Linked DNA regions of Homo sapiens: region 1 is linked to region 2. Evidence: chromatin contacts called from ENCODE Hi-C or POLR2A ChIA-PET data. All regions are on one chromosome and are shown on one strand. The core of a region is the stretch at or near the end of the contact, and the rest is flanking DNA. Distances in the headings are between cores, read along the strand shown.

Evidence for each region. A loop is a pair of places that touch in the nucleus more often than their neighbours do. ChIA-PET counts read pairs that join two places held with the same protein, here RNA polymerase II (POLR2A). Pooled maps may share reads with other maps.
Region 1: a pooled map shows a loop between it and region 2 (2.9-fold over the local background). The contact joins the promoter of ATG4D here to the promoter of FDX2-ZGLP1 in region 2. A Hi-C loop is called at or near these places in 1 of 50 pooled maps. POLR2A ChIA-PET finds 5 or more read pairs at or near these places in 4 of 52 experiments (HEK293, activated CD8-positive, alpha-beta memory T cell, activated T-cell and 1 more).

The regions. Positions count from the first base shown.
Region 1 is chr19:10,542,515-10,545,579 of GRCh38, forward strand. It overlaps ATG4D (autophagy related 4D cysteine peptidase), which reads left to right and starts at 1,390. Exons shown (of 10, transcript NM_032885.6): 1 at 1,390-1,811; 2 at 2,269-2,352; 3 at 2,443-2,616. The coding sequence starts at 1,577. RefSeq lists silencers at 1,106-1,155, 1,166-1,505, 1,556-1,735 and an enhancer at 1,781-2,376.
Region 2 is chr19:10,314,720-10,318,025 of GRCh38, forward strand. It overlaps FDX2-ZGLP1 (FDX2-ZGLP1 readthrough), which reads right to left and starts at 1,296. Exons shown (of 9, transcript NR_176052.1): 1 at 1,133-1,296; 2 at 986-1,040; 3 at 667-834. It overlaps FDX2 (ferredoxin 2), which reads right to left and starts at 1,296. Exons shown (of 5, transcript NM_001397406.1): 1 at 1,133-1,296; 2 at 986-1,040; 3 at 667-773. The coding sequence starts at 1,277. RAVER1 (ribonucleoprotein, PTB binding 1) reads right to left here. Exons shown (of 13, transcript NM_133452.3): 12 at 2,971-3,054; 13 at 1,493-2,881. The coding sequence ends at 2,735. RefSeq lists silencers at 931-1,050, 2,184-2,375.

The DNA.
Region 1 (3,065 bases), core at 140-2,639, 230 kb after region 2:
AGAACGAGACTCCGTCTCAAAAAAAAAAAAAAAAATTAGCCAGGGGTGGTGGCATGTGCCTATAGTCCTAGCTACTCAGGTGGCTGAGGCAGGAGACTTGCTTAAGCCTCGGCAGTTGAGACTGCAGTGAGCCATGATCAGGCCACTGCACTGTAGTCTGGATGACAGAGCAAGACCCTGTCTCAACAACAACAACCAAAATCTGTTTGGGCCTCGCAAGGTTAGAGAAAAAAAATTAAAAAATAAAATAAAATAAAATATTTTCCTGTAGTCTCAGCTACTTGGGAGGCTGAGGCAGGAGGATCACTTGAGCTAAGGAGTTTCAGGCCAGCCTGGGCAACATAGAGAGAACTTGTCTCTATAAAAAGTTAACTGATTACTTTTTAAAACAAAGAGGTTTTTTTTCAGCCTTATTGAGGTATAATAGACATATACAAAACCATGCAAATTTTAAGCGTACAATCTGATGAGTTTTCACACCTGTGAAGCCACTATTACAGTTAAGATACTGAATTTATCCACAGCTCCAAAAAATGTCTTCCTGCCTGAGGTGGTGGCTCACGCCTGTAATCCCAGCATTTGGGAGGCTGAGGCGGGAGGATCTCATGAAGCCAGGAGTTTGAGACCAGCCTAGACAACATAGCGAGACCCCTTATCTACAAATAAAATTTAAAAAATTAACCAGGCATGGTGGCTCCTGTCTGCGGTCTCAGCTACTCTGGAGGCTGAGGTTGGAGGATCAGAGTTGGAGGCTGCAGTGAGCTATGAAAGCGCCACTGCACTCCAGTCTGGACAACAGAGCCAGATGCTGTCTCGACAAAACAAACACTGAAAAAAACTTTCCTGGAGCACTTCATTCATCCCTCCCTCCCGCGCCTGCCTACCCCTGGATTTTTTTTCCCTGAGCATAATTCTCATGAAGATTCGTCTATGTTGTTGCGTGTATTCCAGCCCTATTTTGCACATGAGGAAACTGAGGCACAGAGAGGCGTGGCTTGCCCCGGAGGTCACACTAGTCGATTTGGTCCCAGGCCAGGGCGGGTTCTGGGTCGGCAGCCCGCGCAGGTGCACTCGGGAGGCGGGGCGGGCGCTGCAGGTGCGCAGTCAGTCTCACCTGGGCGCCTGCCAGGAGGTCAGTCCTGGGCCCTGGGGGGCAGGACTAGGGGCGGGGCCAGGGGCAGGGGTTCCCCAGCTCTGCTGCCTCCGATAAGGGCCTGAAGGGGCTGTCGCGCTCCTGGCGGTGTGATAAGGAGGGCGGGGGGAGGCCGCGGGAAGGCGTCGGGGTTTGAGGTCCCCGCCTGGCGACCCGGGATCGGGGCAGGAAAGGCGGCTGGGCGGGGAGAGGGCGGGGCGGGGCGTCTGGCTTGGCCACGCCCACCGTCATCCGGGGTCCTGGCCCGCTAAGATGGCGATGGCTGCGGTAGCAGCGGCGGCGGCTGTTGCCTGGCCCGGTACCCTGGGGACGGGGGCCGAGTAGCGCCTTCCCCGGGCCCCGTGAACCGGCTGCGGGTCGCCCTTGGGGGGCAGCGGCCGCAGCCCCCCACCTGGGCCCTCGGTCCGCCCTCCCGGCGCGTCCATGAACTCAGTGTCGCCGGCCGCCGCGCAGTACCGGAGCAGCAGCCCGGAGGACGCGCGCCGCCGGCCCGAGGCCCGCAGGCCGCGGGGTCCCAGAGGCCCAGACCCCAACGGCCTGGGGCCTTCCGGAGCCAGCGGCCCCGCTCTTGGCTCTCCCGGGGCTGGCCCGAGTGAGCCGGACGAAGTGGACAAGTTCAAGGCCAAGTTCCTGACAGCCTGGAACAACGTCAAGTACGGTGAGGAGGGGGCCCGGAGATCGTGGGGGTGTCGGGGGCCGTTGAGGAAAACCAGACCCCGGTCCTGCCAGTTATCCCACCCTTGTTCCCGTCCTGAGTCACCTGTGGGTCCCCTCCCTGCCCGGCCCAGGGTGGACCTGTGGCAGGTCCAATAGTGTTTTCAAGCCCCGCCCATTCCCCTGTGTGACCTTGGGCAAGATCCTTTGCTTCCTGGCGCCTCCGTTTTTGCCCCTCTCTGTAAAATGGGTACAATAATCAGAACTACCTTCCTTCATCCTGAATTGATGGTGGACACTCCTGTAGCTGTCACTGGGGGCCCCACCTCCGACGGAATCCCCGGAGCCACCCCGGAGATAGGAACTAGGATCGTGCCCATTTCACAGATGGGGGAATGGAAGCGCTGTTGCTGTCATGCAAGTGCTTCATCTCGCTGGGCGCTGCCCCTACGTCTCCCCAGGTTGGGTGGTTAAAAGCCGGACCAGCTTTAGCAAGATCTCCAGCATCCACCTCTGTGGCCGCCGCTACCGTTTCGAGGGCGAGGGTGAGCTGGTGGTTGGGACCAGGGCTGGGGGAGGCCTCTCCACGCCCGCCGGAGTGTCCCTGGTGGCAGCTGACAGACCCGCTCTTGTAGGTGACATACAGCGTTTCCAGCGGGACTTTGTGTCCCGCCTGTGGCTCACATACCGCCGGGACTTCCCGCCCCTTCCTGGGGGCTGCCTGACCTCGGACTGTGGCTGGGGGTGCATGTTACGCAGCGGCCAGATGATGCTGGCACAGGGCCTTCTGCTGCATTTCCTGCCCAGAGGTGAGCCATAGGGGGGAAGGGGTGCACTAGGAGTACAGGGTCAACTGCCATATCAGCAGTATTAGAATTACTTACCAACTAAGAGTTCAAAGTCACGTTAGAATTGTGTGTCAAGTAAGTTTTGGAGAGATGAGAGTTGTTTATAAGAGTTTCAGCCGGGGTTGGAAACGGTGGCTCATGCCTGTAATCCTAGCACTTTGGGAGGCTGAGGCGGATGGATCCCTTGCGGTCAGGAGTTCAAGACCAGCCTGGCCAATATGATGAAACCCCATCTCTACTAAAAATACAAAAATTAGCCGGTTGTGGTGGCACACGCCTGTAATCCCAGCTACTCCCGAGGCTGAGGTGGGAGAATCTCTTGAACCCAGGAGGCGGAGGTTACAGCAAGCCAAGATCGCACCACTGCACTCCAGCCTGGGCAACAGAGGGAGACTCTGTGTCAAAAATAA
Region 2 (3,306 bases), core at 46-2,545:
TGTTTGCTGGGAAAGCACTTCAGACAGAGGGAACAGCAAATGTAAAGGCCCCGAAGCAGGAATGAGCTTGGTTGTTTGAGGAACCACAAGAAAGCCAGTGTGGGCTGGGCGCGGTGGCTCATGCCTGTAATCCCAGCATTTTGGGAGGCTGAGGCGGGTGGATCACCTTTCAGGAGTTTGAGACCAGCCTGGCCAATGTGGTGAAACCCCGTCTCTACTAAAAATACAAAAATTAGCTGGGCTTGGTGGTGGGCGCCTGTAATCCCAGCTAGTCTGGAGGCTGGGGCAGGAGAAACGCTTGAACCCGGGAGGTGGAGGTTGCAGTGAGCTGAGGTGCAGTAAGCCATTGCACTCCAGCCTGGGCAACAAGAGTGAAACTCCATCTCAAAACAACAACAACAAAAAGAAAGCCAATGTGGCTAGAATACAGGGAGGAAGGGGGAAGAGAACACAAAATCCTGGGAGCCAGGAGTCCTAGTGATCTCTAATAAATGCTTAACAAATAAGAGCTTGGCAACAGATGAGGCCATGGTGAGGGGTTTGGATTTTAGTCCATATTTGGTGGGAAAAAGACGTGAAGAGACACACCTAATTTGTGGGTTTTTTTTTTTTTTTTTTTGGACAAATGTATAAGGACCTCCTTAATTCCCTCTGCCCGGTTCCTACCTTCCAGGTCCACCCCGTGGCGCTGGGCCAGGTGAAGAACATTGTCCCCGACTCTGCCACTCACTGGGATCCGCTGGCCTGAGCGGTCTACGAACACCACGTTCACCCTGGGGACAGATGGAAGTGCGAATGCCGAACTGGATGATGGGCTCAGGGCCCGGGTAGAATCTAGGGTTAGGAAGTAGGAATTGAGGCTTGACGCACAGGTACTGAATAGGGCAAAGCAGAAGGGGGACCTCGAGATGAAGCTACAGGGCAAGATGGGGACCAGAGGAATTCCGTGGGATGAGGAATGGGGGACTTGGCCCCCTGCACTCACACGTCCCCGGGCCGCTCCGGGCCGCCCGCGTCCTCCTCTCCAGCCGGGCGCGAGCCTGGAAAACACGGTTCGGTGAGCGGCTGCGCCGAGCCCCGCCCCGCCGGCATCTGACGGATTAACGCTGCCCGCCCCGGGCGCCCCAGGTACCTGTCGCTTGAAACTTTCTGGTTGTCCCCAGCGCCACCCCCTCCCCCGACCCGGAAGTGCCCCCAGGTCTGTTCCACCAGGTGCCCCTGGCAGCCTGCAGTAGAACCCTGGCACTCACGCCTCCCCGGGCCATGGAGGCGGCCATGACATGCATCACGTGACTCACCGACTGAGCATGCGCCGCGCCAGGGAGGCGAGGGAAAGCCCATAATCAATGGAACATAAGCGCAGATGTTTGCTTAGGGCCTGCGGTGACCAGGTGGGAAGAGCAGGGCGGAATCCATCTCAGGTAAACCCGCGGGGCCATCCCAGACCTCCCACTCAAGCCCACTGTTTGTCCCAAGAACCAGCCAACTCTGATTTCTTTAAAACCATTTACTTACAAACTTTAATTCAGCAAAGGTCCGTGTGGGGAGACTGGGGTGGGGTCGGGGGAATAGTCCCCTTGGAGTGGATGTGGACCCCCAGAGTCAAGGGAGGGAAGCTGGTGGCCCAGTTGGCTGGGGGCAAGGCCCAGGGTCACCTCAGGTCGACAGGTCCTGCTGGTGGGCGGGCCCAGAGTTTATCTTCATGGAGTGCTGGTTTCTGGCACTGGGCTGGAAGGAGGCCAGCTCCAGGGATCTGGCCGGGGGTGGGCAGGCAGAATTCAAGAATTCATCTTCAACAAGCGAGTGACAGCAGAGGCTCCGGGAGATGGGCACAATGTCCGACTCCCACAGACAGACAGCAGGGGACTGGCAGAGAAAGCCCATCTCTGCACGGAGGCCCGGGTAGGAGGGGGTGGTGGGGCCGGTTCGCCAAGATGAAGGCTTTCCCCTTCTACTGTCCCCAGGGTGGAGATCCTGGGTAGGGTGGCCCAATCCCTAGGCCAGAGCTGTTTGGTCCATAGTCAAGCTCCCAGAGCTTGGCATCTGTGGCTCTGGCCAGCAGGGCCTGGGGCCCAGCTTTTAAGGCATCAGAAGGGGAGGGGGCTGCGGCAGGGACCCCGGGCCCCACGGCTGGGGTATAGGCCAGATGGGCAGGCAGGGGCAGGAGACAGCCATGCCTGCAGCAAATGTGGGAAAAACAGCTGTTTCAAACCGCAAGGTGTGGAATGGTGGCCCGGACAGGCCGGGCCTTGAAGGAATCAGAGCTGGGGGCTGTCCGGGGTGGTTTGAAAAATAAAACTTAGAAAAGGAAACAGAAGTCAGTTGTCAAAGTTAAAAAAAAAGGAGACAGTCTCTGTATCTTCACGGGAGGTCAGGGAAACCTCCAAGGCACTCGAAAGGCCAAAATTACAGGAGCAATGAGGCAGGAGGGCTCCGGAGAGACGGGCACAGCGGAGGAGGAGATGGGGGGAGGGAGGGAGAGCAGGCCGGGGCCCCTCTCTCTTAAGGCTGCAGGGTTTCAGCGTGGGGAGCAAGCCAGAGACATAATGAGGCCTCCAGACTCCCCCACACCCCTTGGGCTCCTGGGGCTCCGGCTGATTGGTCAGTAAAGTCTTTCAGAGATTTTTCTATTACCGAAAGAGAGAAAATGGTTTAAAAAAAACACAAAACAAAACATCAGAAAACCCAAAAGCGATTTGGTGCAGGCCCTTGAGTTATCTCTGGTGCCAGCCACTTAGAAAATCCTCTTCCGCTTCAGGTAGGAGTCCGCGTAGTGGCCGCCGAGGCCCTGGGAGTGCTGGCCCACATAGCTGCCTTCTGGGCTGGGCTCGGGCGAGGGCAGCAGGTGGGCAAAGCTGCGTTTCTGGCCGCCCAGTGGGGTCTGGAGACAGAGGGCAGGGCGGGGCGGGTCAGGGGCCGCTGGGGGGCCGGGGCTTCCCAGCCCTGCATGTCCCCACCCCCTGCCCGTACCTTCAGCAGGTGGCTGTGACCATTAGGCCCGGGGCTGAGGCCCAGGAGCCCTTCTCCGGACCCCAGCGGGGAAGAGCCGATTGCCTGGGAGAAATGGAGAGGTGGAACAGGTCACTCCCTGGGGGCCAGAGGAAGCACCCACCCCGCCCCCCTGCCACTGCCCCCCAGCCCTGAGGGAAAGCGAACAGTTTCAGGTTCAAATCTTGCTTCTGCTACTTTCTAGCTATAAGACCTAGGGCCAATTGCTCCATTTTATTTGAGCCTCGGTTTTCTCATCTGTCAGATGGGGCCAGTAGCACCCACAGCCTGGGCTGTAGAGAGAGGAAGTGACAGAAA